Linked DNA regions of Homo sapiens: all the other regions are linked to region 1. A link is a loop called in an ENCODE intact Hi-C map of the cell type or tissue named here. Cell type or tissue: ascending aorta. All regions are shown on one strand. Each heading gives the region's core, and the rest is flanking DNA. Links, peaks and the distances in the headings are about the cores only.

Evidence for each region. Peaks named below come from ENCODE experiments on the same cell type or tissue, not always from the same donor. Only the 100,000 strongest peaks of a DNase experiment are listed, where the experiment ranks them.
Region 2: it touches region 1 in a loop (2.2-fold over the local background); 3 of 110 quality-filtered maps call a loop at or near these places.
Region 3: it touches region 1 in a loop (4-fold over the local background); 4 of 110 quality-filtered maps call a loop at or near these places.
Region 4: it touches region 1 in a loop (5-fold over the local background); 28 of 110 quality-filtered maps call a loop at or near these places.

What each region holds. Positions count from the first base shown.
Region 1 is chr15:34,718,602-34,726,156 of GRCh38, forward strand. It overlaps LOC124903463 (a long non-coding RNA gene), which reads left to right and starts at 3,462. Exons shown (of 2, transcript XR_007064579.1): 1 at 3,462-3,636; 2 at 4,933-6,262. RefSeq lists an enhancer at 3,067-3,568. In ascending aorta, for the core only: a CTCF peak has its summit at 4,081; DNase peaks (open chromatin) are centred at 3,510 and 3,950; H3K4me3 peaks cover 1,614 bases; H3K27ac peaks cover 4,876 bases.
Region 2 is chr15:34,846,577-34,854,131 of GRCh38, forward strand. AQR (aquarius intron-binding spliceosomal factor) reads right to left here. Exons shown (of 35, transcript NM_014691.3): 35 at 5,206-7,555. It also overlaps the pseudogene TUBAP11. Among named protein-coding and RNA genes, the nearest start is that of ACTC1, 55 kb to the left of the region's middle. In ascending aorta, for the core only: no CTCF peak of the experiment used is centred there; a DNase peak (open chromatin) is centred at 3,740; H3K27ac peaks cover 2,029 bases.
Region 3 is chr15:34,807,334-34,814,888 of GRCh38, forward strand. GJD2-DT (GJD2 divergent transcript) reads left to right here. Exons shown (of 3, transcript NR_120329.1): 3 at 3,163-5,590. Among named protein-coding and RNA genes, the nearest start is that of ACTC1, 16 kb to the left of the region's middle. In ascending aorta, for the core only: no CTCF peak of the experiment used is centred there; DNase peaks (open chromatin) are centred at 3,308 and 3,658; H3K27ac peaks cover 5,000 bases.
Region 4 is chr15:34,791,742-34,799,296 of GRCh38, forward strand. It overlaps ACTC1 (actin alpha cardiac muscle 1), which reads right to left and starts at 3,808. Exons shown (of 7, transcript NM_005159.5): 1 at 3,765-3,808; 2 at 2,939-3,089; 3 at 1,504-1,828; 4 at 667-828; 5 at 349-540. The coding sequence starts at 3,067. All of the region lies in intron 2 of GJD2-DT (GJD2 divergent transcript), which reads left to right. RefSeq lists an enhancer at 4,955-5,426. In ascending aorta, for the core only: a CTCF peak has its summit at 3,664; DNase peaks (open chromatin) are centred at 2,381, 3,830 and 4,189; H3K4me3 peaks cover 2,871 bases; H3K27ac peaks cover 4,765 bases.

The DNA.
Region 1 (7,555 bases), core at 987-5,986:
CCATTATTTCTGCCTCTGTCAAGCGCAGAATAATTGAATATTTTCAGATCCAAATTCCAAAATGGTTAGTCCTTAGGTAAATTAAGTGTCAATTAATAAAATGGTGAAATTTTTATTTTTATGCAGATACTGTAGTTGCGGGACTATGAGGAGAGAAAAATCTCTAAGAAATCTGAGCAAAATAAGAAGCCTGAATCACAGATGTTTATGAATGATAATCCTGGACTCTTACCCCACAGGGTGTCCATCCTAAAGGCTTGCCTGATTAGCTGGAGCTGGGGTATGTGAGGTTGTGTGCTCTATTTCATTACACCATTTTCACTGTGACAAGCAGCATTGTGGGGTGTTCAGTGTTGAGGGTGGGTGTATCTCAGCTTGAATTAGTGAGAGCTCTTAGCCTGAAGGTATGGGTTGGAGACAGGAAGTTACAATGTACATATCCAAATGTCACTGAGGAGGCTTTATTGCATTCCTTACTTAACATTTTGTACTTTGTATATAGGCAAACAGTTTTATTAACTTTCTCTTTCTCTCTCTCTCTCTCTTTTCCCCCAATTAAACTCTGTGTGGCTGGTTAGCTGGTCAGAATTATAGTTCTTGATTTAACCTTAGAGAAATGGAGAAACAGAGAGGTGAGATGATTTGTTCAAGGTCACCAACAGCAGAGCTGGATTTAGAAATGACTGCTTCTTGATTATCTGGGCACTGAGCCTGTCTGCCTCTCCTTGCTTTAGCTTAATTGTCAAATACCTTTATTTGAATTAGTTTTTCTTTCAGGTTTCTGTCTGCACACAAAGTGCACATGGATTTTGTACCTCAGCCCCATTGCTGAAAGCAGCAGCTTGCTATTTCTGGCAGGCAATTCCATCCTCCTCTGGAACAAAGCCCCATCAGATCCCAGACCTGGCTTTGTCAGCTGGTCCCAGGTGCTGTTTGGGGGATATGTGAGTGTGTGTGTGTGTGTGTGTGTTATTTGTGCATATAAAGATAATCTTCAGAGCCCAAATGGCTTCAGGACCCCTGTGAGGGCAGCATCTTTGCATCTAATCCTATCCACAGGAGCTAAAGTCACAGCAGCTCAGATAAGGGTCACGTTCCAAGCTCTTACATACTGCTCTGCCCTTGTCCCTGCAGAGGCCCCATGGGGTGTCTTCAAAGGGGAGCCTTTGGCTGACAAGGTGACTTGTCACCTGCTGCATTTGGGCCTACTCAGCAGAAAGTGCCTTCCCAAGGTGGCACAGAAGGTATAACCCTTTGGACACAGTGACTCATCTGTAATCTCTAGCTGGCTGGGCATTTAAACCAAACCCACTTTATAAGACCAAAGTGTGTATAGTGGGAGGTCAGTCTGGGGCACAGACTATTCAGGTCAATGGCGGCACTGGGACCGGAGCCTAAACACACATTCTGTCCCCCTGCCCTTCTCCAGCAGCACTAGGTGCTCTCTCATAATCTTCAAGCCTTTGGCTCATCTTTTCTCATTGCCCTTTTCAGCCACCATTTTAATCATCTGCCTTGTGGCTTTTCATTCCTGCTGCCCAGTGACACTCAATTCCTTCTCTTTCCCCAGCCTCCTGAGCCAGGGCCAAAGGTTGTTTAAGGTCCCCGAAAATTAACTTCAGTCTCCTACAAGGTGAACTGTTGCTTTCTGGTGAAGCCTCACAGCACCAATGAGCCTGTGAAAATATTCCACACAAAAATAGCCCAATGCTTACCGTGAGAGACACAAGAGTTTTGGTGCACTCAGTCCCAGACGGATCCCTCTAGTTTTCTCCTTGCTTACAAGATGCATTCACTCATTTCCAGAGCTGTCCAGTCCTTTCAGGTGATTCCTGGGTCATTTTGATAATGTCTCTTAACTTAGCACAGTTAGGTTTGTAACATTTACTGAAGGCTACAGACTGGCTCTCTCCTGCTTGCTCACACCAGATGGGGTGAGACAGGAGAGTGAGGAAAGGAGAAAGGGCTCCCTGCTGAAAGGATGTATGTTGTCATGAGTGGTAGGATGCACAACTCCCTGCTTCTTCCTCCAAAGCTCTGTCACTTAAGGGCCAGCCTTAGGAGCCTCGTATCAGTGAATATTGAATGGAACCTCAAGGCTACTCTGAGGTGAGCTCAAACTCTTGGGGGTACCTGCTGTTTGGACTCAGTCTCCAAACAGTCCTCCAAACACAAAATGACCCAAAGGTGGGTCCCTGAGCAGCTCTCCTAGGTTGACCTTGATCGTTCCTAAGCTTCAGAGCCAACCCACCAAGAAGAAAATCATAGAGCCAGCAATCAGCATCACTCTGTGGGAGCTTTTCCAAGTGTCTTGTCTGGGCTATTTTCAGGACTATCCACTGATGGAGGGCACTGTCTCCTCGATCAGTCAGAAGGTTAAGGGCTACATAAGTTACTTTGGGATATTCTATTTCCTGGTCCAACACATTCACTCACTCATTCATTCATTCATTTATTCATTTCTTGTGGATGGATTGGAGCTGCCCAAGATCAAGATTGCTATGTTAAGTGAGGTACAGAAACTCTAATGCATGAACAAGAGGCTTTTTTGGGAGAAAAGATATAGACGTAAAAACTTATCAAATGAAGTGGGAAATAATAAGTATCTAAAGTGAATAATAATAATAAACAATAGCCAACCTTTATATAGCGCCTATTATATACCTGGCACATTGTGTGTGTATGTGTGTGTATTTGTTTTATTGTGAAAAAATACACATAACCTTTTAGCACCTTAACCATTTTTAAGTGTGCAGTTCAGTGACATTAAGTACATTCACCTTGTGGTGCAACCATCACCATTATCCATTTCCACAACTTTTTATCTTCCCAAACTGAAACTGCGCCCATTTAACAGTAATCCCTATTTCCTTCTTCCCCCGGGTCCCTTGCAAACACCTTTCTATTTCTCTATGAATTTGACGACACCAGAAACTTATATAAGTGGACTGGTACAATATTTGTCCTTTTGTGAAGTCGAAAGCACTTTGTATGTATTAACTCATTTAATCATAGTAATGGTCCTATGAGGTAAGTAAAATCATTACCCCCCTTTTACAGATGAGGAAATTAAAATAAATACAGAGAGGTTAAACAAGAAGTAGAAATTAAATATTCAGAGGGATCAGAAAAAGGAAAAGATCTCCCTTAATTTGGTTCTCCGCCCCCAGGAGTCCATGAACCAATTAAAAGGAAGCAAACAGTCCCCTTGTTGGAGGCGCCGCCACCTTGCAAGACCATCTCTGCTTCTATACAAGGGCCGCGCAACTGGAGAGGGCCCTTCTGCAGGAGAGAAGAGGGAATGTGCTGAATGAGTTAAAGTGCCCTTTGTCCACCCCCCCCCCCCGCCCCAGCACTCGGCGGGCGCAGGCTGAGCTGGTGACCCGGGCAGGACCGGAGCCAAAGGATTAATCCATCACAATGAGACGTTCTATTCTGGGCAGGCGGCGCGAGCAGATGCTGGGCGCCGGCGGAGGCAGCGTGCAGGGCTGGCGCTCACGCAGGCCGCCAGCACCCTGCGCTCCACCCCACCCTGCTCCCTAATGAGAAGAGAGGAGCTGAACCCAGACAGCCGCTCCCTGTTGACGCCTTAGGCGTTTCAAAACTAGACTGGCCGGAGCCGATGGAATGTCTTGGGTGGGCCATTCTGAGAAACCCAATTTTCTTGCTTAGGCTATGTTTAGAATCCAGAAAGTCACTTCAATTACCCCACTTTCCTTACAAATCCAATCCGCTTCTTACCTCTCACTCCACCCTCCAGCCTCCCCGCCACTCCACTTGCCCCAGAATCTTTCTGCTAAATCCACTCCCCAGTCCACTCCACGGTGGAACTGGGGGCTGGAATAAATTACCACCCCGGCCTCTCAATTAGGAAAAGGAAATCCACTCAGTCTCAGGGAATTTTAGGGGCCGGAAGTCTAATTTTTTGATGTGAAAGCAGCACTTCTGTGACCTTATGGAGATTATGGCCTGGCCGGCCAGCCCCACTCCCATAATCTTTTGACCGTTTGATCTCCTGCTTACACTGGACTGGGACAGAGCAGCCCAGTGATTCATTCCCAGATTGCACCCTCTAGCTGTGCCAGGGAGGAGAGGAAAAAGAAGGAAAAACAGTAGTTAGATACTGTGGGTTAGAAAGCCCAATTTTGCAATTGCTCTTTAAAAATCAGACTCAGTGACATTACAACACTCCTTTGGAGGTATCAGTCCCTTCCAGGGACAGAAGCATATTTTGGGTCACGGAGAAGAGCATTTTGCAGGTTATATTAGAGATTCTGCCAGAAAATTTAACAAATCTAAAGTCTGCTTGCTTGATTAATTTTTAGGGTATGTTTTCCCCCTAGCTTTATTAGGGTACAATTAACAAATACAAATTGTATCTATTTGCAGTATACAGTGTTTTGATATGTTTATACCAAAGCTTTAAATATCTGAGAGGGATGTTAGGATGACATTTAGAAGGGTAAACGATTGTCTCTATTTTTGTGGGTATTCTTGGCTTCGTTTTAAAAGTGGTTGGGATTATTTCCCCCAAATTTTTTAATTTTGTAATCCTTCTAACATGTCTGCCTAACCCAATTTCTTTTTTTTTCTTTTCTTTTCTTTTTTTTTTGAGACAGAGTTTTTCTCTTGTCTCCCAGGCTGGGGTGCAGTGGTGCAATCTCGGCTCACTGCAACCTCCACCTCCTGGGTTCAAGCAATTCTCCAGCCTCAGCTACCCGAGAAGCTGGGATTACAGTCACCTGCCACCATGCCCGGCTAATTTTTGTATTTTTAGTAGAGACAGTGTTTTGCCAAGTTGCCCAGGCTGGTCTCGAACACCTGACCTCAGGTGATCTCCCACCTCAGTCTCCCAAAGTGCTGGGATTACAGACGTGAGCCACCGTACCCAGCCCCAATTTCTACTTATTGTTTTTCTCTGCTTCTATGTAGACCATCCATTTCTCTAAGACTCAATGATATGTCCTAGAAGATCTTTGGCCAAATGTCAGACTTATATCTTACAGATCCCAGAGTAGGGAGTAAGTACTACAGCTTCTAAAATGCTCTCACTCACATGCTTCATCAATGCAAATGACAGTTCGAAAGACCAAGAGCTTTTGGATTCTACTTGGACTTCTTTTGAAAGGAGACTTGGGCTCATCCTGCTGGCCTCTGCCCTCTGCTAACCTCCCAGGACTCCTGACTGGGCCTATGCTGGATACCAACCATACAAGATGAATGTCTTGCCAAGCTGGATGTGGAAGTATATTTGGTCCTTTGAAGGTTAATGATCAATCCAGACCACAAATGGATGACAGTCAAACACTGCCTTGGGTGGGCTAATGGCTTGTGTTTCAGGACTGAGAACTCATTAACAGTCCCCCGCCGCCTTGTCTGCTCCTAGCGATTGGCCTCCACCTCCACTAACACTCAGCCCTTCCCTTGGCCCTTGGCTTTTTCTCTGCTTCAACCACAGGCTTTCTCTCTCTCTCTCTCTCTGAGCCTCGGCTTCTCTTATAGACTCTATCCCATTCTCATTCCAAGACACAGAACCCCTTCTTATCTACCTGAAGCTATAGTTGGTCATTGGTATCATGGAAAACAGGAGCTGACTATGCCTTAAAAATCATTTATTGCAGTGATTTTTAAACAATGTTTAAAGGAGCCTTGAGATTCCTTGGTGGCAAGCAACAGAGGCCACCGAATATGTGTATGTATGTGTGATGAGTACTCATAGCAGTGAATATTTGGAAAGCAGAGCCTCCAAAAGTCCCTTATGCACACATGCATACTTATCAATCAGAACAAAGGACTGGTATTTGTTTTATATATTGGGGGTAATTCATTGCTTGATTTTTTTTAAAAAAAGATTCTGTTATTTAAAGAAAATAGTTTAAATATCACAGTGATCCCATCCTGCCCCTTCATTATCTGCAGGGGCGCCCCTGAGTGTCCCCAGGTGAGATCTCCATGCCTACATTACTCTACACAGAATAACTCTCTCCTGGTTCCAGTCCCAAATAAAGAGGACAGAGCCTCATGAGTCTATCTGGGCCAAAGTGGGTTATTGCCAAGAATAACCTGGCATCAGGGGATTCAAACTCTTTGCCTTCAAGCTCTGGCATTCCAGTAAGGGCTGACTTGGAACTGTCACAGAGAAACTGGGGGACAGTAAATGCAGTCTAGCACTTGTTTGGAACTAGAGCATGGCTCAAAAATGATCACAATGAATAAACTTTGCTATCAGCTTTCTGTAAATAAATATACACACAATGCTAAATCCTTTTGCATTAGGACTTGAATTTGATTGTACATTCTTGGATACCTAAGAATCTCCCAATACTGCTCTAGCTTGTAACTTTTTTTTTCAGAAAGAGTGTTTCCTCAGATGTCTAGATGTCTGTATATAAGTGAACATAATTACTATTTTTAAGAGGAGGGTGCCTATGTTCTTCATGCTTATAATACCCCCAAGAAACTTACAGAGAACACTATGCATGAGATTAAATTGCAATCCCTAAGGGAATCCCAGACTCACTCTGGATCAACAGTAGTTGCTAATGTGTTTAATGCAGACTACGAGAATAACAATGATCATATTAATACTATTTATGGAGCACTTCTATGTACCAGATGCAATGCTATGTACTGTATATGTAATCTTCACAATATTTACATGGGACAGGTTCTCTGTTCTTATTCTGCAGAAAAGAACACTGATGCTAATATTCAAGAATAAGCATATCTAAAGTTAAAGCTTCAATGTGGCAGGAGTAGGAGTCAAGCAAAATTCATCTGACTCCAAAATGAATATTCTCAATTGCAATGCTAAGTACTGTTATGCTGCTCCTATTGGAACATGGGACACAGACCTCACTAAATGGTGGTGACCAAGGTGAGAGAATATGAGAGGACAGACAATAACCTTATCTTGAGTTAAGCTTCCCTAGGCTTCTACTCTCAATGCCAAGAGATTCCTTTCTCAACTAATAATGATGCGATGAAGTGCAGCATGAGCTCAAGAGATTTATTTTGGATCAATGAGTCCCCTGACATGTCCTACTGAAACAGTCAAATATCTAAGGCATTGCTCAGACCCAGCTGCCAGTAACCTGCCTTTGAGCCACTAAGCCATAAAAGAAAAAGATCCCAACCAACACGTGCTAGGAGACACCCAAGCCAAATCAAGCAGAAACAAGAGACTCAAGAAATGTGGATGGCATGTGAATAGCTCATATATTCAGCTGTTGTGCATTGAGTACATAATTTAGTGCTGAGCTTTGGCATTCTGATGCACCTCCTTCCCCTCCCCACACCCATCTGTCCCCATCAACCAGTTGTCTGACCAACTGCAGAGACAACTGGCTGGTCTCTCCTTCTCTCTCGCTCTCTCCCCATTTTTATATATGTATATATTTGACTCTGAATACACACTATATGTAATTTTTACTTAACTAACATGGAAGAGTAGCCTTTATGGTAGGTAACTAATGACCTCATTTCTTAGGAGATGAAAGAAGGAACAGATACACCTACCCCTCTGCACACTAACTGTCCCGGGGTCAGGGCATTA
Region 2 (7,555 bases), core at 1,509-6,508, 130 kb after region 1:
CCACTTCTTAAAAAGTATTTTTTGTTGAGGTGAAACTCACATAAAACTAACCAATTTAAAGTGAATAATAACATGAAATTTAAAATTTTTAATTTTAAGTGAACAATTTAGTGGCATTTAGTGCATTCCCGATGTTGTGCAACCATCATCTCCATTAAAGTTCTAAAACATTTTCAGTGAAAATGAAAAAACATGGGTTAAAAATGAAATCACAATGGAAATTAGAAAACATTTTGAGCAGAATGTTAATGAAAATGTGATACAGCATGTGGGATATAGCTAAAGCTGTGCTATGAACATATTATATATTACTTTTCCCAATATAAATCGGAAAATTCAGCTTTATAATGGACAAATTCCTAAGATAACACAACTTATCAAATCCAACACAAGAAGAAATAGTGTAGTCTTACATTGATAAATACATTGAATCTGAAATTTAAAATCTTCCCACAAAGAAATCTAGCCTTAGATTGTTTCACTGTTGAATTCTTCCAAGTGTTTAAAGAAGAAATAATATCAATGTTACAAAAAACACTTCCAGTGAATAAAAATAGAGTACTCAAAAAACAACAACAACAACAACAACAAACCCCCTGCTGCCTGTAATCCCAGCACTTTGGGAGGCCAAGGTAGGCAGATTTCTTGAGTCCAGGAGTTTGAGACCAGCCTGGGCAACATGGTGAAACTCTGTCTCTACAAAAAATACAAAAATTAGCCAGGCATGGTGGTGTGCACCTGTAGTCCCAGCTACTTGGGAGGCTGATGTGGGAGGATCACTTGAGCCCAGGAGGTGGAGGTTGCAGTGAGCCAAAATTGCACCATTGCTCTCCAGCCTGGGCCACAGAATGAGACCTCGTCTCAAAAAAAAAAAAAAAAAAAAAAAAAGGACTTCTCAATTTCTCAATTCAGTTTATGAAGTCACTCTAATCTTGATATTTAACCTGACAAGTATGGTACAATAATAATAATTATTATTCTGATAGACCAATCTTTCTCATAAACATAAATGCAAGAATGCCAAATAAAATACTAGCAAATGTAATATAGCACTTATAAAAAAAGATTAGGATTGTAAGGTTAATTTTATATTAATTGAAAAAAAAAAAGTCAACTTCTACTTCTGCTCATCCCAGTACATCCCACTATAATCAAGTAAAAGTGGACAAAATATATGAAGCAACTATTTTCAGACATTGACCAACAGGCAGCATAGTTTCGTCATCCTGGAGAGGAAGAAAAGGAAAAAGGTTAGCCCTGTGATTGCCCTGGCTTTTGCCTACAGGCAATTTTTGAAGAGCAGCACAGTTTGCCTTTACCTAGGGGGAACCTAAGTAGAAGCCCAGCAGTCTCACTGAATTTAAGAGACAGAAACTTGGGAAGACTGTGCTGGCTAGAATTTGTAAGGGATAGTAACTAAAAGGAGGAAGTTACACAAAGAAAGGTCTCCAGAAATCTAAAGAGGGGTCCCCTTGAGTCTTGGCTGAATACTAATCTGTACATGCATGGGGTGAAACTTCATGAGGTCAAAGGACAACTGCCTGGGAGCTCTACTAAACAATTCCTAGAGCTCATACAATAGAAAAGGTTTTAATTTATATCAACCCAAGTAGAAATACTTCATTGAAAACCTGGGGCATCCAAAAGGGGCCAGAGAAGGGTCATAGCTTGGTAATAGAGCTAAGTTAGCCCTAGAGTAAAGGTACTCTACACCTGTGTAACAAAGCTTAAAAACAAACATCAAAAAGGTAGATCTAATCCACATGTAACTGCCTGCCAAAACAAACCTCAACACTCTTTAAAGGAAGACAACAAAATCCAAACATCCAACAACACAGCACTTGTAATGTCCAGCATCCAGTGAAAAATTACCAGGCATGTGAAGAGTAGCAACTTATGGCCCTAATTAGAAAAAATTCAATCGATAGAAAAAATAAATCAATGTAATCCACCACATTAACAAAATAAAGAAAAGCATATGATTGGGGAGAGAGAGAATTGGGACAAATACCTAATGCATGGGGAGCTTAAAACCTAGATGACGGGTTGATGGGTGCAGCAAACCACTATGGCACATGTACAAACCTGCACGTTCAGCACAGGTATCCCAGAACTTAAAGTAAAATAAAAATAAATAAATAAAGGAAAGCATACGATCATTTTGATAGATATAGAAAAAGCATTTGTTAGAATTCAGCATACGTTAATGATTAAAAAAGAAACACCTAGCAAGCTAGGAATAGAAAGAAGTTCTTAAAACCTGATACAGAGTGTATGCAAAAACCTATAGCAAACACTATACTTAGTGGTGAAATATTGAAAGTTTGCTCCTAAAACTGGGAAGAAACAAAGATACTTGTTCTGACTACCTCTTTTCAGCATTGTACTGGAGGCCTTCAAAAGGCCAATAATCTTACAGGTACAGATGGAACATTGATCTCCACTGAGTGTAAACAATCTAACCAGAAAGCTTTGATGCCTGTCAATTAATGTTGAAGCTTAAATTCTGGGAGTAAGACATGTTGCAGGGATGGAAGGAATGGATAATTAATATTTCTCTCCTCTTTCTCTCCCTCTCCTTTAACAGAATCTATACCAACCTCCTCATAAACCTTCTCAAGGGCAGCCATGTCCTCATTGGGCCTCAGAAAACCCTTCTTCTATGCCCCCCTCACGAATGTACCAGTGAACAAAGGCATGGTTGGCATACACCAGGTCAAAACTTGTGGTCCAGGTGAGCCCAGGTCTCAGCAAAGGCTGTGGTATTGCTCAGCATGCACACAGCTCTCTGTATCTTGGCCAGGTCTCCACCAGGTACCACCATGGGAAGCTCGTAACTAATGCCAACCTTGAAACCAGTGGGACACCAATCCACACACTGGATATTGTGCTTGGTCTTTATGGTGGTAAAGCAGCATTGACATCTTTATGGTGTCACCACAGTGCAACAGGCAGGAAGCCATCATTTGCCATGGCGAAGGTCACATTTCATCATCTGGTTGGCTGGCTCAAATCAAGCATTGATGATCTCTGCTCTAAAGCTCTTCATGATAGGCTTTCTCAGCAGAGATAACAGGGATCAGCATTCAGGAAGCCATCAACTCTAAGGGAAGCATAGAGGGCATAAACTGATGAATAAGGCAGTTAAAGTTAAAGAGACTTCACTAGCTATTGATAGGTTGAGCAATCAATATTGAGATTTCTATGACAGATGTCTACCACAAAGGAACACTCAGAGCGCTCCAGGGTAGTGTGGGTGGTGAGAATGGAGCTATAGGGCTCAACTACAGCTTTGGAAACCTGGGACACTGAGTAAATGAACTCCAACTTTGACTTCTTGCCATAATGAAGAGACAGACATTCTATCAGCAGGGAGGTGAACCCAGAACCAGTTCCCCAACCAAAGCTATGGAAAACCAAGAAGCCCTGAAGACTTGTGCACTGGTTGGCCAGCTTGAGAATTTGGTCCAACATGAGGCCAGTGATCTCCTCGCCAATAGTATAGTGCCCTTGGGCATAGTTATTGGCAGCATCTTCCTTGCCTGTGATGAGCTGCTCAGGGTGGAAGAGCTAGTGGTAGATGGCAACGTGAATTTTGTCAATGAATGTGGGCTCCAGGTCTACAAACACTGCCCTGGGCTTATGCTTGCCAGCACCTGTCTCACCGAAGATGTTAAAGGAGTCATCTCCCCGAGTGGTCTTGTCACTTGGCACCTGGCCATCGGGCTGCATGCCGTGTTCCAGGCCGCAGAGCTCTGAGCAGGGATTATCAATCTGGCCATCAGCCCGGCCAACGTGGATGGAGATGTGCTCACGCATAGTGGCTAGGGATTAAGAGACAAAGGCAACAGGAGCAGACACCAGGTCCCGGTCACTTCTCCTGAGAAGCTGAGTCAAGGTAACACACTCAGAAATCACACTTTTAAAACTATTATTACTTAACATGTTCTGCTTCTGCTTAAATATAAAATGACTTTAGGATAATTAGCATTTTTAGGCATACAGTATTACTTACCAGAGTCCCTTTCTATTATGTGTTTCTCATTCCTTTTTCAAACCAAAACAAATACTAATTTGTCTTTCTCCTGTAAGAATAAATATTGTAAACATTGGGACATTCTTTTTAGAGACCTTTTATTTTCTACCCTGATTTTGGCAACCTAGTCTTTTTGGTATATTGACCATAAGAGAAATTATTTAGTAGGCTTGTCTTACTCATGCACAGTTGGTGTTGTTCTGTTCTTTAATGTGTCTCAAGCAAAGAAATTTAAAGGGCAGCATGGTAAGAAATTTGCCTAAAAGTTACATGATGGTTCTAGTCCCTGTTCAATTAATTGTGGTGTCCCAGGCAAATCACCCAATGCCTTGGTGTTCTCATCTATAAAGTACTAGAGTTGTTTTTGGCATTGCTGCCTGGCACAGAGTTGGCATTCAATAGTCTGTTGATATACAAATATTAGTTTCATAAACATCTTCAAAAGTTTTATTATATTGAATTCAATTCACTTCTGTGAAAAGTAGTCAACCAACTAAATGGCATGCAAATTAACAAGGTCTACTCCTATTGCACGCTATTTTCGTGGCAGTCTGAGATGAGAAGAAACTAGCACTGGAAGCAAAAAGGTAATGAAAATACAGTAACACAGTAAGCACTTTTAGTTCACTTTGTGGACAACTGAACTAGAAACCAGATGGAAAAAACTAAGCAACCAACCAACCAACCAATCAAAAATGGCCCAAATGAACCAGTGAACTAAAGTAGAAAAGGATCACTTCCCATCCAGAACTGTTTTTCGAAAAATGTCAATAAATTCAGCTCTTAAAAGAGCTTTTTATATTAAACCAGGCATCTTTCAAAGAGAAGCAGCTACCTTTGAGGTTCTTGAACTTAGGTTGCAACACAAAGATAAGTATAATAGAGAGAGTGCACAATGTTAAATCAAAGGTAGAGGGGAAGAGGATTGTGGGGACAGTTATTCTGGAGATCAAGAAAGAATTCAGTATGCTTAATGCAAAGTAACTGCTGGGGTCCTTGTGTGTTAAATATTCTTATGCGAGGAAACTGTCTTCATGTTTTATATTTGCCTTCATTTTCTTTTATTATTTCCAGACCACCTCTATTGGTTATGCTAAGTAATCCTTTTCTCTTTTTGGAGTTTAAACTTTTTAAGGAAACAAAAACTAAAGAACAGAAAGCCAGACACATTGGAAATACAAACTCTTCTTTTACTGCATAAGAAATGAGAAGAAAAACTTAGTGTGAAATTCTGGAGTCTAAAATTAAAATGTAAACAGAGAATGCTCAGTGACCTTTTCTTAGGAGGCTCACATGAAGGAATGTCATGGTACATTGACCAAACTTTTATTCATTTGCATTTTCAGGATGTTGCGATTAATACCACATGACACTCAATAAATTACACTACGACATTTTGTACAAATCACTTCACTTCTGGTTTCCTCTTCGGCTGTTACTTCACCCTCTGGTTACCTGTAGGGAAAAAAAATGTATTTTGGGGCTTTATCTTTAAAGGGCGATTCACAGTTCTAGCCAATGTAAAGATATTGGTTCCCAAGGAAATAGCTACCTAAGTTATGTTTTTTTTTTTTTTTTGAAGGAGTTTTTGCTCGTCGCCCAGGCTGGAGTACAGTGGCGCCATCTCAGCTCACTGCAACCTCCCCATCCCGGGTTCAAGTGATTCTCCTGCCTCAGCCTCCACAGTAGCTAGGACTACAGGTGCCTGCCACCATGGCTGGCTAATTTTTGTCTTTTTAGTAGAGACGGGGTTTCACCATGTTGGGCCGGATGATCTCGATCTCCTGACCTCAGGTGATCCGCCCGCCTGGGCCTCCCAAAGTGCTGGGATTACAGGCGTGAGCCACTGCACCCGGCTCGTGTTCTAAGGAAATAGCTACCTAAGGTATCTTATTAAAACAAATGAACAAAAAGTTTCCCAAACTGTGTTCTAAGGAAATAGCTACCTATCTTATTAAAAAAAAACAAAAACAAAGTTTTATGCTCTAATAAGTTTGGGAAATGCTAGGTTAAACAAAGCTAAACATGATTCTTTCCAGTGGGACATCTGAGAGTCTTTAATTAGCTAACAGTGCATTGTGATTCTGCAAAGGAGGAACAATAATTCACTGTTTCCCAAACTTATCTGACCATAGAACATATTTCTCAGAGTATTTTTCAAGAGTAGTATTTTCTGTAATATATGATGAAAAATAATCGTATCGGCCATCTTTGTACATAAGGTCAAAATGTCAGGCAGCCCTGAAATAAACGCAAGCCAAAAGGTAGAGAGATAAGTGAATAAAGCTGGCACACTGTCAGTCCGGAGTACCATGCTGCATTCTGAGTCAAGCTCCAGGAAACTGAGCTAGGGTTTGTCTCTAAGAAGAAAAACTGGAGCGTCCAAAGCTTCTGGATTCCATTTAATTAAAACCCTTTTAAATTAAATCCTTGTAACTGAAGAGTATCGGTGGATGAAGAAAAAATAGTCTCACATGTCTTCATTTCCATCCTTGGCTCAGTACAGCTCCAGTTCCATTATTCTTAAACATCTATTAACATGATTGCTAAATAATTACACAGGCTAACTGCCAAGCATTTTTCACAGGAAGCAAGGCACTGCTCTTCTGGCTTATGCAAAAGGGTCACTGTTTTTTTTTTTTTTTTAACTTTATCTTGTTTTGATTGAAGAAACATCTCTAAAAATACCATCTGAGTGCAAGATAAAAAGGAAATAGCAATTCAAGGCACAAAGCTAAGCACATGCAACAATATAGATGATTTGGGGGTGGGACAGTACAGAATTCAGAACTGATAGAAGTTATCAGCTCCATATTTCAGAAAGACCTAATGTCTTCCTTCTGCTTATACTGTTCTGACAGAATTTTAATTTTGGCAGAGATCACTCTCGATGTTATGATGTACTGATTCAGAGGTCCCAAATCAGTAACCTGATCCTAGATAGATCCTCAAAGGTCAACTGCCACTAGGTGTCCCCTTCTTGATCATTCTTCATGCTGCCTGGATTGGGGCATGGCTAAGCACTCAAGTCAAAGGATTAGTTGGCAATATCCTACATTGTCAACAAAGCTTTGAAGAAAAACAGAGACAGAAACTGGTATTTACTAAGTACCTAGGTGATAAATTATTTTCATAAACATTACCCTATAAAACAGACAACTCTCCTGTCCCAAATCCAAACAGATCTTTTTCCTTTATTTACAGATAAAGAAAATGGGCTTAGAGAGGTTATAAAATTTGTCTAAGGTCTAACCAAATGCTGATAAGCAAATTAGGTACAACTCTGAGCCAGGTCTCGATGAGTCCAAAGTGTGTTTTATAATATCTTGCTGTCTCTTGATCATTACAAAATTTCATTTGTTTACAGGAGCACAAATGGCCTATTTATGCCTTTTCTCTCAGCATCTAGCAAAACATCTCAACTTTTATTACACCAACTTTGGGAGTCTTGATGATGTTTAAATCTTCTCATTCATTTGCCTAAATCAATAGAGCTATTTATCCTCAACTGTTGGCAAT
Region 3 (7,555 bases), core at 1,334-6,333, 89 kb after region 1:
CAAAGATCACATGCTTCCGAGGGAAGAGGACAAAGGCAAAGCAGAACCACTGATAAGGGTCTATGTTCAGCGGTGCATGTATTGTCTTGATAAACATCTTAAACAACAGAAAACAGGGATCGAGAGTAGAGAACCGGTCTGACCACAGATTTACTGGGGCCGGGTTTTTCCCCACCCTAGTAAGCCTGAGGGTACTGCAGGAGACCAGGGCATATCTCAGTCCTTATCTCAACCGCATAGGACAGACATTCCCAGAGCGGCCATTTATAGATCTCCCCCCAGTAATGCATTCCTTCCCCAGGGTATTAATATTAATATTCCTTGCTAGAAAAAGGATTTAGTGATATCTTCCCTACTTGCACGTCCATTTATAGGCTCTCTGCAAGAAGAAAAATGTGGCTGTTTTTGCCTGACCCGGCAGGCAGTCAGACCTTATGGTTGTCTTCCCTTCTTCCCTAAAAATCACTGTTATTCTGTTCTTTTTCAAGGTGCACTGATTTCATATTGTTCAAACACACATGTTTTACAATCAATTTGTACAGTTAACACAATTGTCACAGTGGTTCTGAGGTGACGTACATCCTCAGCTTACGAAAATAACAGGATTAAGAGATTAAAGACAGGCATAAGAAATTATAAAAGTATTACTTGGGAACTGATAAATGTCCATATTAAAATGAAATCTTCACAATTTATGTTCCTCTGCCATGGCTCCAGCCGGTCCCTCCATTCGGGGTCCCTTACTTCCTGCAACAGCTGAGTTTTCATTCCCATTTGGAGGCCAGGAGATGGTAGGAGTCAGTGCCTCTCTTTCACTGGGAAGGTGTCAGTGGGGCCAAATGGGGAGCTGAGCTTCCTCCCACCCACCCCACTGCAGTGAGGCAGTATGAGTCAGCACTCCCTTTTTGCCAGGATGGTGTCAGGAAGCTAAACATACACATCTACCTAGTCTTCAATATCTCAACAGGGGGCTGCCTGCTAATAAAAGAAGATTAAATATGATCCAGAATATAATATAAAAACTGTCAGGATACAATTGAAAATCGCAACATGAATGAGAAAAGACAATTGACAGATACCAACAACAAGATGAATTAGATGCTGGAATTATCTGACAAGAATTTTAAAGCAACCATCATAAAAATACTTCAATAAGCAATCACAAATTCTCTTGAAACAAATGCGAAAAATACTGAGAAAATCTCAGCAAAGAAATAGAAGTTATAAAAAAGAACCAAATGGAAATTATAGAAGTGAAAAATACAATAAGCTAAATAAAATACTTAATGGATGGGCTCAATAATACAGTGGAGATGACAGAGGATAGAATCAGTGAACTTGAGGACAGGTCAACAGATTTTACTCCAGATTAACAGAGAAAAGTGTAGACTGAAAAAAATAAAAACAGTCTCAGAGGCCAGGTGAGGTGGCTCACGCCTGCAGTTCCAACATTTTGGGAGGTAGAGGTGGGTGGATTGCTTGAGCTCAGGAGTTTAAGACCAGCCTGGGAAACATGTGGAAACCCATCTCTATAAAAAATACAAGAAATTAGCCAGGTGTGGTCACACATGCCTGTAGTCCCAGCTATTTGGGAGGCTGAGGTGGGAGGATTGCTTGAGCCTGGGAGGCAGAGGTTGCAGTGAGCCAAGATCATACCACTGCACTACAGTCTGAGTGACAGAGCAAGACCCTGTCTCAAAAAACAAAAACAAACAAACGAACAAAAACCATAAACAGAGTCTCAGGGACCTGTGAGACAATAACAAAAGAGCTAACATTTGTACCATCGGATCCTCAGGAGAGAGAAAGTGGGACTGAAAAAGGTATTCAAAGGAATAATGGTTGAAAAATTCCTGCATTTGGTGAAAGACAGAAATATAGAGATTTAAGAAGCTTAAAGAATCTCAAATAGAATAATTCCAAAGAAATCCACATTAAAACTTATCATCCTTAAAAGTCTGAAAACGAAAGGCAAAGAAAAATCTTGAAAGCAGCCAGAGAGAAACAATACGTTACTTATAGGAAAACACCAATGCAAATGAGGACAGATTTCTCTTCTGAAACCATAGAGGCCAGAATAAAGTGGCACATTTTTCAAGCACTGAAAGAACAGAACTGTAAACCTCAAATTCTGTTTCTGGCAAAAATGTCTGACAGGAATGAAGGGGAAATAAAGACATTCTTAGATGAACAAAAGGTAAGAAAACTCGTTGGTAGCAAATCTATTATTTAGAAAAATGGCTAAAGGAAATAGCAGAAGGCTTAACACTTCAAAAAGGAAAGAATATTGGAATTGGTAAAAGAAATAGGGGTAAATATAATAAATTGTCTTTCTCATGAGTTTCTTAAATCACATTTGATGGTTAAGGCAAAAATTATAACATGCATCTGACATGGTCCTAATCTTGGTAGAGCCAATACTTACAACAATCATCTTTAAGAACCTGGGAGGGTAAAGAGATCTAAATGGAAGAAGGTCTCTGTACTCTACCGGATGTGGCAAAATGCCGTTACCAGTAGACTCGACAATGATGATATCTTTGTATATTGTAATACCTAGAGCAAGCACTAAGAAAAGCGTACAAACAACACACTGTATGACTTCATTTGTATCGTATGCTCAAGATGACAAAATTACAGATTAATGATAGCCAGGGCTTCAGGAAATGGAAAGGAAAGGAAGTAGTTGTGGCTGTAAATGGGTGGTGTGAGGGATCCTTGTGTCGGAACTGTACTGAATTGTAGTGACCATATGCATCTATGTGTGTGATGAAATTGCTTATTACTAAATACGCACACAAACACACACAGACACACAACTGAGTCCATATAAAACTGGTGCTATCTGAATACACTTGACGCGTTGTATCAATGTCAATTTCCTAGTTGTAATATGGTACTCTAGTCAGACCAGATGTTACCACTGGAGAAAACAAGATGAAGGGTATATGGGCTCTCTGGATTGTTTTATTATAACTGCATGTGAACCTGCAATTATCTCAAAATATAAAAGTTTTGGCGATTAAATATAAAGTGTGTGAAAAATCTAGTAATTTCAGTTTCTCAATCAAGTCGATTCTGAATGAATTTTTTATACTTAGGTGATCATAGTTTATGAAATTTAAATAGCAGTGCTAAATGTATCCTATTCTCTATATTTAGAGAAAGCACATTGGCTGGTCCAGTAATACGTCTGGCATGTGGTGCCAGGTGCCATTGAAGCTGAGGAGATTCCAATGTATGCAAGCATGTTTGATGAATCAGGGGCTGATGACTATCGGAAAACTGTGGCGTAATGGAAGATCCCCAGAAGGAGAATTTACAGCTACTTCAAGTGGAATCTGGCACAATGAACAGACTGGCCACAGGAGCTGAAGACTGGAGGAGAGTGACACTTCTAACTAATAGCATCTAAAACATCCCAGATGAGCTACTTCAAGAGTGTTTGTGAACATCTTGAAACAAAGGCCTATCTTGTAAACAAACAGAGCTGTCCCACTAAACTCTCCTGGCCTAGGGCCTCTTCTGGGAGCATTCAGAGAAAGCAGGACTTAGAGGATAGGGAGTTAAACTTCCTGCCCTGGTTCAGATCTGCAACTGAGCAGTGAATGACTCAGCACCAGGAGAAGGCATCTGTGGGCCTGAATGCTGGCAGCCAGGAATAAGTGCAAAGGCTGTGCCAGTGATGGCCAGAGTGGACGGGACATGGCAGTGGAGGCTGGAGTCATAGTCCACAATTTACCCTCAGCATCTGAGAGATACCCCTAGGGAATCCCGGAGCTGTGGAACAAGGAGGAAATTATGTGAGAGATGGGGAGGGGACCAATGCCACTCAGTTTCACAGAGAGGGGTTATCAGGCAAAAGAATATAGGGTAGTTCTTCTGAATCTCGCACACATTGGAATCACTTGGGAACTGATTCCTGGATCTTAGCTCTAACAATTCTGATTTAATTGGTCTGGGTGCATTTGAGCATTTTGGGAAGTTTTTAGTTTCCCAGGAAATTCTAATGTTCAGTCAACGTTGAGAACCATTGATCTAAGCCTAGGGCTCTCCAACTTAAACTTACATCGGAGTCACTTGGAGGGCTTGGTAAGCAGTAAATTACTGATTCCATCCCTAGAGTTTCTGATTCTGTAGGTCTGGAGTGAGGCATGAGAATCTGTATTTCTGTGAAGCTCCCAGATGATGCTGATGCTGAAGGTCTGTGGAACACATTCTGAATGGTACTGACTTGGGTTAAGTATTTATTGAGATGACATTTGTACCCACCATGTGGGGTGGGTGCTGGGGACATTTGGATCATGGAAACAGTATAGAGCAGGACCCAACACATAGGCTTATTAACAGCCTGAGCCTCATGCTGCCTCTGCTGCATTCCAGCTACATGAACTTGAATAATTTACTCAAACTTTCTAGACCTAATTTCCCCATGAGTAAAACAAGAACATTATGGCAGCTACTCACAAGTTGGTCGCAATATTTTTTTTGTTTTGTTTTGAGGCTGGAGTGCAGTGATGCAATCTCCACTCACTGCAACCTCCACCTTCCAGGTTCAAGCGATTCTTGTGCCTCAGACTCCTGAGTAGATGGGATTACAGGTGTGCACCACCATGCCCAGCTAATTTTTGTACTTTTAGTAGAGATGGGTTTTCACTATGTTGGCCAGGCTGGTCTCCAACTCCTGGCCTCAAGTGATCCACCCACCTCAGCCTCCCAAAGTGCTGGGATTACAGGCGTGAGCCACCATGCCTAGCAAATACTTAATATTTTAAAAGTGCTTTTATCACTGATAAACACACTACATACATTATAATAATTTAATCCCCAGCTAACCCTGTGAAGTATTATTTCTCCTGTTTCACAGATGAGGAAGCTGGGAAGTTGGGTTAAGTAACTTGCCTTAGTCACACAGGTAGTTAGGATTGGCTTAGAATCTGAACCCAGGCAATCTGAATCCAAAGCCCATATACTTCACTATTATACTATACTAGTGCAACAAATATGAGCTACTATGGATAGTGATTATATTAAGAATTAAATGTAATGAAATTCTTAAAACTCCAGTTCATTGTTTTCATGAAACACAAATAGAACACAGTAGATATGAGGAATTGCTATAATTAAATCTAAACTCAGTTCTCTAAACCAGTGTTTCTCCAAGTGTGTCTTGAGATTACCTACAAAGAAATCATTTGGAAACTCCCTACCTCAAATCTTTGGAACCACAATCTCTTGGGGGCAGAGCTACAGAATCTGAGATTTTAAATAAGTTCCCAAGGAGAGCTGGTTTCCCAGCTGTAGTCTGAGTCACATGCCTATAAATTAAACATATTTAGTAATCATTCTTTTCGTATTTCTCAGACTGATCTAGTGTTTTTCTCAATGTTATTTTTTATGAATTTAGAATACACTATTTTGAGTAGCTCAAGTAGAATTGTCTACAGTTTGAGAAAATAAAACCTATCCTTTAAGCTTTCGTAAGTAGGCAAATAAAATAATAATCTGGCTTAAAATCAAAATCATTATGATATGTGGTGGTGAGGGAAGAGAGAGACCCTCTCATATTGTTTTATATTGTTTTATACTCAGAAAAGGAAAGAAAAGCAAAACTAAAGGCAGGTAGCCTGGTGCCTAGGAACCAGACCCGAAACCAGGCCTGGGCCTGCCTGACCTAAGCCTGGTAGTTAAAATTAGACCCCTGATCTAGCAACTGATGTTATCTATAGATTCCAGACATTGTATGGAAGGACACTGTGAAACCTCCTGTTCTGTTCTGTTTCACTCGGACCACTGGTGCTTGCAGCCCCTGTCACATACCCCCTGGCTTGCTCAATCGATCACGACTGTCTCATGCGGACCCCCTTAGAGTTGTGAGCCCTTAAAAGGGACAGAAGTTCAGCATCTGACGAGCTCGGATTTTAAGACACTAGCCTGCCGATGCTCCCAGCTGATTAAAGCCACTCCCTTCCCTATCTCGGTGTCTGAGGGGTTTTGTCTGTGGCTTGTACTGCTACAGTGGCTCAAGAACCCAACTGGACAAATAAAATAAGCAAACAATTTCATTTTAGAGATAAAATTAAATTATAGCTGTATCTCTGACCTTCCTGTTGTACTTCCTCAGTTTAAACAGCTGAGTAATTAAGACTTTTTAAATGTAGAATTTACTGACACAGTAAAGTCAGTTATATATTTATTTATTTATTTATTTATTTATTTTCAGACTCAACAGAGATAGGACACTGTGAAGTTTTACAGGAAACCATTCCTATTTGAGGAATTCCTCTGATTCAATGTTGTCAATGAGCACTTAAACGTCAATGACAAAAGTTTCCACTCTGGCTATGATGGACTGGCATGTTACCACCCAGTACAACTGGAAAAGTTGCATAAACTTTTTTTAAACAAGTTCTTTGAAAACACAGGCACATTATCAAAGGAGGGAGAACTTTAGGGGCTAACGTGGCTGAGAGAGGGGAAGCAAAGAGTTGAGCCCAGTATCTGTTGCTGCTTTTTCCCTTGTGGTATTTGCCAATTTGTAGGGGAGAGAGAGAGAGAGAGAGATACAGAGAGAGAGAGAGAGAGACCCAAGTAGAGCAGAAGCTGAGAAAAAACTGGCAGCAAAGGCTCAGGAATTGAGCAGCAGTGTAAGCAGTCTCATGGGGCTGGGGTGGGAGAGAAAGAATTGGAGTATAGGGCCTGCTGAAGAAGAGTGTCCGTGGTAAAAGACCAGTCCTTCAGCTGTGATCCACAAAGGGCTACATCTTAGGAGTAAAGACAGACTGACAGCAAACAGACTTTGAGTCAGCTCAATCCCAGGCTAGTTGGAAGTGATTGGCAGTACCCTGTCTGTCAAAATCAAAAGTAAATATCCCCTGGAGGAGGATAACCTTGTACAGAGCCTCAAATCATTGCTATAGTTTTTCATACATAATATCTGGCAAGTAACAAAGAAAGTACTTGGCCAGATCAAATCACTGAAAAATCACAAGGAAAAAAAAAAAAGACAATGGAAAGTGACCAGCAGGAGATCCGGATACACAGCTTATGGGTTTTTTAATGATTACTATGTTCAAGATAATAAATGGCAAATAGGTAATTTCATCAAAGAATTATAATCCATTAAGGAGACTCACATGAAATTCTTAAACTGAAAATATTATGCAAATGAATAACTTAGTAGATGAATTTAAAAGCATGTTGACACAGTTGAAAAGAGGATTAGTGAGCTTTAAGGTACTAGACTATATCCAGACTAAAGCTTAGAGAGCAAAAGAAATACAGTAAAGAGCTAAAAGGCAAATGGAATATGGTGAAAAGTTTAGTACACATGCATTTGGAGCTCAAAAAGGAAAGGGAGAAGAGAATATGACAAAAGCAATATTTGAATAGATAATGATCAAGAATTCTACTAAAGTGGCTGGGCGCCATGGCTCATGCCTATAATCGTAGCACTTTGGGTGGCTGAGATGGGTGGATTACTGAGGTCAGGAGTTTGAGACCAGCCTAGCCAACACGGTGAAACCCCCTCGCTACAAAAATACAAAAATTAGCC
Region 4 (7,555 bases), core at 1,531-6,530, 74 kb after region 1:
TTTAATGATGAGGAACTTGGAAAGTCCAGCTACTTGGTAGTGAAACTTACGGGAATAAGTCAGCTCTTGTGAACTAGCCCTTTTCCTGCAGATACGTGCTATTCAGTTACTACTCTGTGTCATCCTTTATTTTGAGATGAACTCAGTGTGTCATCCTTTATTATATCACTAGAGCAGAACATAGACTTCCCCTTTAATGAGCCATCAGGACTTGAGGTTGAGCTGTGTGGGAATCCAAACTATGACTTCTTTTAACTCAAGGGCTTCTTGAGCCTTCTAGATTTTACTCTGGGAGACCCTAAGATTTCCAGGGAAAATCGTGCCTCTGCACCAGACCCTACAACTCACCAATGAAGGAGGGCTGGAAGAGTGTCTCAGGACAGCGGAAGCGCTCATTGCCAATAGTGATGACTTGGCCATCAGGCAGTTCATAGCTCTTCTCCAGGGAGGAGGAAGAGGCAGCTGTGGCCATCTCATTCTCAAAATCCAGGGCGACATAGCACAGCTTCTCTTTAATGTCACGGACAATTTCACGTTCAGCTACAGAAATAAAGAGTATCACAGTCATGCTCTGAAGCAAGAAGTCAATTATAGGGAGGTAGGCGGATTCAGTGAGAGAGGAGGAAAGCAGACCCACACTGTGGCAGATGAGACACACACACTCACCAGTGGTGACAAAGGAGTAGCCACGCTCAGTGAGGATCTTCATGAGGTAGTCAGTGAGGTCCCGACCAGCCAGATCCAGACGCATGATGGCATGGGGCAAAGCGTAGCCCTCATAGATGGGGACATTGTGAGTTACACCATCCCCAGAGTCCAGAACAATGCCTGCCCGGGGAAGTAGACAAGAACAAGGTAAATTCCTGAGGACAACACCACTGCTCTAGCCACGGCAAAGCCCGCTTCCAATCTTGGCTAAGAGATGCTAGCAATGGGCATTGATCCAGATAAAATTAGATTCCTTACACACAAAGAATAAAAATGCGCATCAGGAATACTAAATCTGAAGCAAACTGCAGCTCATCTTTTTAACTATTATAGTAGAAAAAATTCCCGAGGACACTTTCAAATGACCATCTTTCTTGTCAGCCACGAGCACATTATGTAAGCACCCAAGGGTGTTTTTCTTTGCTCCTATTGAACTTACACGTTTCTCTCTCTTTTGACTCAGACCCTGTATGGAATGTATTCTCCTTGGGGATGCTTGCCCAGGTGATGTGATGGTTTAAACACATAACAATGACTGCTGCACTCCAAGCTGCTACACTGCGCTGAGCTTTAAATGAGGGAAGGACCTATCTCCACAAGCTATCAGCTCCAACAATAATTGTGCTCCGAAACTAACCTCAGGGCACTACTGTTAACTCTTTCTCTTAGCACAGACCTTGCTAGGGAATGGGAGGAAAGGGATTATCCCTTTTTCAACTGGGGGATCTGATTCACAGCAAGGTCGGTGACTTGGGAATGTGATTCATCAGTAACTGTCCCCAGAGCCCAGCATACCTGTGGTACGGCCAGAAGCATACAGGGATAGCACTGCCTGGATGGCCACGTACATGGCAGGGACATTGAAGGTCTCAAACATGATCTGAGTCATCTTCTCCCGGTTGGCCTTGGGGTTCAGCGGGGCCTCTGTGAGCAGGGTGGGGTGCTCCTCGGGAGCCACACGGAGCTCATTGTAGAAGGTGTGGTGCCAGATCTTCTCCATGTCGTCCCAGTTGGTGATGATACCATGCTCGATGGGATACTTCAGGGTCAGGATGCCTCTCTTGCTCTGGGCTTCATCACCTACGTAGGAGTCCTTCTGACCCATACCCACCATAACTCCCTATGAGAAGAAAAAATGAGAAAATCATGCTCTCACCATGTCAGGAATATAATCAGTGTCTTGTCCATTTATATCTAACTGCCCAAGTCAAGGAACATATTTAAATACCAGAAATAACAAGCAATACGATTTTACCCCAATTTAGAAGAATTATTTAAAAATCAATCTTCTACCTTCTCCCCACTCCCCCAAAGATGTATAATTCTATTGTTGAGAATATAACTCAGGAGAGAATGAAGCTATTCCACTGAAGAAGCAGAGCCTCACCTCACCTTAAAAATATCATATGCCTTCATTAAGTTATTAAGCTCATCACCCATGTCAACTGGAATATAGATGACTGCATTTTGGAATGACTGAATTAATGACACATTGTATTTCTCCTAAGAAAAAGATTTTGACATTCAAGTGAACACATAATGATGGGCTGATATGCCATCCTCACTCCAACAGTGAAATTCAGCCTGTCCAGAGCTGTTCTGGAGTCATTCACCAGCTCTGAGGACTAAGCTCTCCTGCTTGGCAGCCTGTCTGGCCAGGCATGTGACAAACCCAGAGAGCATGGCATGTCTTTTAACAAACGAGGTGGTATGTCACTATCACCATGGCACTTGCTGCCTCTGTCACGCCTGGCTTCTAAAAATGCAACAGCCAGGAAGGAGATAGATTGATTACACCTTTGGGGAACCCTGTAAACTGGCTGTGAACATGAGAGAGGAATGTGGATTTGGTCCTGGTTGGTTGGGAGAGGTGATATTGTTAGAAGTTTTAAACAGGACTGAAAAGAGAGGACAAGGAAGAAAATGAAGTGTATAAGGCAGAGAAGACACTAAAGACTAAAAGTCCAAAAGGCCATTAGTGGAGAGAAGCAGGTGGCTTTCACACCAGGGAGTGGGACCCTTTTAGAGGCGTGCCACTCAGGTGTACATTCCTCAGTATGTTGGGGTTTTGTGGAGTATTGCTTGCCTTGGCTTGGATTTGAAGTCAATCAGCCTTCTCTTAATTTGGCCTAAAGAGTTCATCGAACAAGAGGGTCAGGTGAGAGCCATTTCCTAGATCGCTGGACTGAAGGGGTCCCGAGTGGGACGGGGGGCTCGGCGGGAAGTTTACCTGGTGCCGCGGGCGGCCCACGATGGACGGGAAGACAGCGCGGGGCGCGTCATCGCCCGCAAAGCCGGCCTTCACCAGCCCAGAGCCGTTGTCGCACACCAGGGCGGTGGTCTCCTCGTCGTCACACATCTTGGCACAGCTTCAGGGGGTTCTGCAGGTTGAGGAGGGGAGGGCGGACCACGCTTAGCTGCCTGTGCAGCTGGCCTTCTCCGCACCCAGAGGACAGGACAGAGCAGAAGGGGGTTGTGGGGACTGGACAGGGGGTTGGGCGGGGAACACTCCTGCCACCTCCCTTCCCCTCGAATCATAAAAGGGAGGGAAGAAGCCGCGGAGGAGACTGGGGACAGAGAAGGGCAGAGGAATCCACCCAGGCTCCCTGGCCAGGAGTTCCAGCTAGGGTGCCAGGTGCAAGGAGGGACCCAAGAAACCCAGCCCCTTAGTCCTCCCCAGCCCTTTAACTTTCTTCCTTTTCACGAACTGGGAACTCGATCTCCAGCCCTGTCCATATCGCCATGCCTGTGCCCCAGATGGAGGGGAAAGCGCACGAGAGTAGGGACCCAAAAGCCCCTTGGGGAGCCACAAAATTCCCCTTCTTAGAGCCCCTGCGAGGTCCTGCGAGGACCAACGCCCAGGACAAAACAAGTTAGAACCAAATCAAAAAGTGTGGGCTTTAAAAAAAAAAAAAAAAAGGCAGTCGCAGAGCGGCAGGAGCTGGGGCCTTGGCTGAATGCGGGCCGGGCTGGCCAGGTGGCGGCGCGGGGCTGGCGTCCGGCGCGGCCCGCGGACCAGGCGAGGAGTGAACGCGGAGGGCCGGGCGCTGACTCACCGTCGGCGGGGCGGGTCGGCTCGGCTCCGGCGGCAGCGGGCTCTGGGTGGCTGGCTCCAGGAGGGCCGCTTTATAGAACGCTGATGGACAGGGTCAGTTGGAGCAGCCGGGGGCAGGGGTGGGGGGCCCGGTCTGCCACCTTGCCTTATTTGGTCCCCTTCGCACCCGCTAGGACTGCCGAGGCCATTCATGGAGCCAAGGGCAGGGGAGAGGATCAGCCAGGGAGCCCCCAGACCATGTAAGGAAGGGGAGGGGGCAGTCAGGGGGATGGCCAAATAGGGAGCTGGGGAGGGGCAGGCGCTGAAGGGTAGGGGGCAGGGGAAGACTAAGTGACGCCAGCCCACCCCTCCCCCTTTCTGGGGTGTGGGTGCTCCCTGGATGGTCTGTGGATTCGGTCCTCCGCAGCCCTGCCAGCCTTGGGGACAATAAGCCACATGCAGTGGGAAGGCTTGGCGCCCTGCCCTCTGCTGAGGGGTCCTGACAGCTGGGCCAGGGCAGCAGGGGAGCAACAGCGGCTTCTCATCTTCCAGGGCTGCCACCAGCACAAAGGACACCGCAGCAGCACATCTGAGTGGCTGCAAAAGGGGCACCCAGGACAGGGCACCCTTCTGGTCTAGTCCCCGCCAGCCTGAATGGCTTTACTCAGAGAGCTGGTGCTGGGCTCATCTAGGTCAGAAAGCTGAGATTAACCAAGGCCACCCGAGTTCCAACCCATGCATGGATCAGGGTCTGGCCAGGGAAGAGTCAGAAAAGGGTTTCTGTGAGAGCTTGGCCAAGTCTTGCTGGAGAAGGGACCAGGTTTACCCCAGCCCAGTTATTGGGTAGCCCTCATCCATGCTGCAGGGTTTTGCTCAAATTCAGACTCTGGTCTTCAGGCCAGAAAAGGATCCCCTGCTGCCAAAGTGAATAAAGGAACAAATGCCAAAAGTAGCTTGCCCACTTGATGGTGGGGAGATGAGCATCTTTAAACTGGGGGCAGAGGCCCTCACTCCAGGTGGAGACAAGACTGCAAAGGCAAATACTTTGATGGAGAACATAGCAACAACTTAAACTATAGGACTACACCAATCCTTGCTACTCAAAGTGCAGCCCATGGACAAGCAGTATTGTCATAACCTGGAAATGAGCTAGAAATGCAATCTCAAGAGCCATCCCAATCCGCTTTTCAGCAAGATCCTCATTTGCTTGGTATGTACATTAAAGTGTGAGAAGCATTGGCATAAATGACAGATATCATCTCCTCTGTGGAAAACAGATTTTGCAGGATCTTGAACTTTTGAGAAGGAAAAAGAAAAATGACATGAAATGAGGAGAGGGAGAAGGAAGAGGGAGATGTAAGAAGGACACAGATCACTAGTTTGCCCTGGGGTGCCCTGCATTCTCAGTTCTTGACTGGAGCTTTGATTTTTAATGCTTGTGTTTTTCCTCCAGTTCACACCAGTTAAAAATAGAAAACTGGGCACTGGCATCTCTCTCTAGAGTGGTCTTGGGCTGATATGCTGAGGAGGCCTGCTGATTAGATACTTGTCCCGACTGGGGAATGCTGGGCCCTCCCCTCTGAACTCCCCAACCATGTTTGGGTTGGTCTGGAGAAGAAACGCGATGGGCAGCTGTGTGGTGGGGTCGGGTAAGAGACCTGGCTGAGATTACTCTGTGCAGCACAGCAGGCATTTTACAGTGAAAATGTTTATTGACAGGATGCCAAGAGTAGAACTGCCTTGTCTCGTGAAAATATAGAAAAACCAAGGAAAAGGAGAAATGGGACTGGTGTCAGAGCCAGACAGAACTGGGCTCAAATGCTGCCTTTATCACTTACTAACTATCTGTTTGGTCTTGAGCAAGACACTTAACCTTCCCAAGCCCCAAGTTTTCCCTCTCAAAAGTGATACCATAACACTTGTTGCAGAAGTTATTGTGTATTGTAATAGTTAGAAACAAATGCTGTAAGTAATATGGAAGATACAAAGCAAATTGTATGTGTAATAATGATACTTTTGGAGGCAGTAGTAGCTCTGCCTTTTAAAGAATCAGGTTGATTTCATTCTTCATTGATTCAGCAAATCTTTGCAGGACAAGAACTGTGCTAGTTAAGGATTCAGTGATAAATAAAACAGAGCAGGACTCATCCTCCGTGGCAATTACAGAAAAGTCAGACAGCTATGGCACAAACTGGGAGGGAAGAAGAGGTATCAGCAGGATAGTCACAAAAAGGGAATGGAGGTCTGAAAGAGTTGCCGAGAAAGCCTTCCCCAGGATGTGTTGTTCGTTTTTAAAAGTAGAGCAGAACTGAAGTTTATGAACATTTGTGTGAGAGAAAGAGTTTCTGCATGGGAGTGGCTGGTGAGAGACTCCCACTATGACTGCTATAGGTGCAAAGACTCTCAGGAATGGAAAACCATGATTATTGACCTTTGTCCTTCGCACAGGCTTCGGGGATCTAGGAGGCCACTTCCAGCCCCCTCATCTCAGGACCATTGGCTCTAGTGGGAGGCCAGTAGAACAGTGCAGGACACAACAGCAGTTTTGTGAAACAATATTCACCCTTAAAATGTTTGAAAAATGTGTTTCCTATTCCGCTCAATTTCATTGCCTAACACTCAAAACAGTGTATTTTCATATGTGTTATGTGTGTAGCAAGAACGAATGCTTATTTCTTAAAAATTTATGATTGTTTGATATTTACTATTTGTATTACCACTCAATTTCCACATTTTATTTATTTTATTTTTATGTATTTGTTTGTTTGCTTCAGACAGGGTCTCCCTCTGTTACCCAGGTATAATCAGGTGCGGTGGTATAATCAGGGCTCACTGCAGCCTCAACCTCCCAGGCTCAGGTGATCCTCCCACCTTAGCCGATTCTCCCACCTTAGCTGATCCTCCCATCTCAGCCTCCCAAACAGCTGGGACTGCAGGCACATGCCAACACACCCCGCTAATTTTTGTATTTTTTGAAGAGACGGGGTTTCACTATGTTGCCTAAGCTGGTCTCAAGCTCCTGGGCTCAACTGATCTGCCAGCCTCAGCTTCCCAAAGTGCTGGGATTACAGGCATGAGCCACCAAGCCTGGCCTTGATTTCCACATTTTAAAAACTTTGAACCCTATTTTATATATTTTAAAATGTAAACCAACAGGAAAGTAAGATTTCATGACTGAGTTTTATTTAAACTACTTTTTACAGATCCACTTAATTTGAAAATTGAGATTGGCTTTTTAAGCATATAAAAATGACATCTCAAAAAAAATTACAAAACAAAGAAGAAAAAAATGACATCTCCTCTTTGGTACATTCTAGATTTTTTTTTAATTATGGTAAAATATGCATATATCAAATTTACTATCTTAACCATTTAGGAATACAGAGTTCAAAAGTGTTCAGTGCATTCACATTGTTGTGCAGTCTCCGAGTGTTATTTTTTTTATTGCTAATTGTGACTAAATTGTGCTTCCTGCAGTTTGAGAAAGACCAGTTTATATCCTATGAGGTAGGGAACCACTGAGCCTTTTTTGTCTGAGGTCACACAGGTGAGCAAATGGTGGAGTGACAATTCAAACTCAGGCACCTGATTTTAAGCCCTATTCCCAACCACCACCAAAAATACCTTCACATATACTTGGTCTGCTATTTCTCAGAATGTGATGCTAGAACCGCCTCCAGCCAAATTACCTAGACTGCCTCATAGAAATTCAGATTCCTGGGTTCCACCCTGGAAGATTGAATCTGCATTTTAAATGAGCCCTCACTGTTCTCCCCTAGGTATGTTTCTCTGCAGAGTGAAAAACTTAGCCGC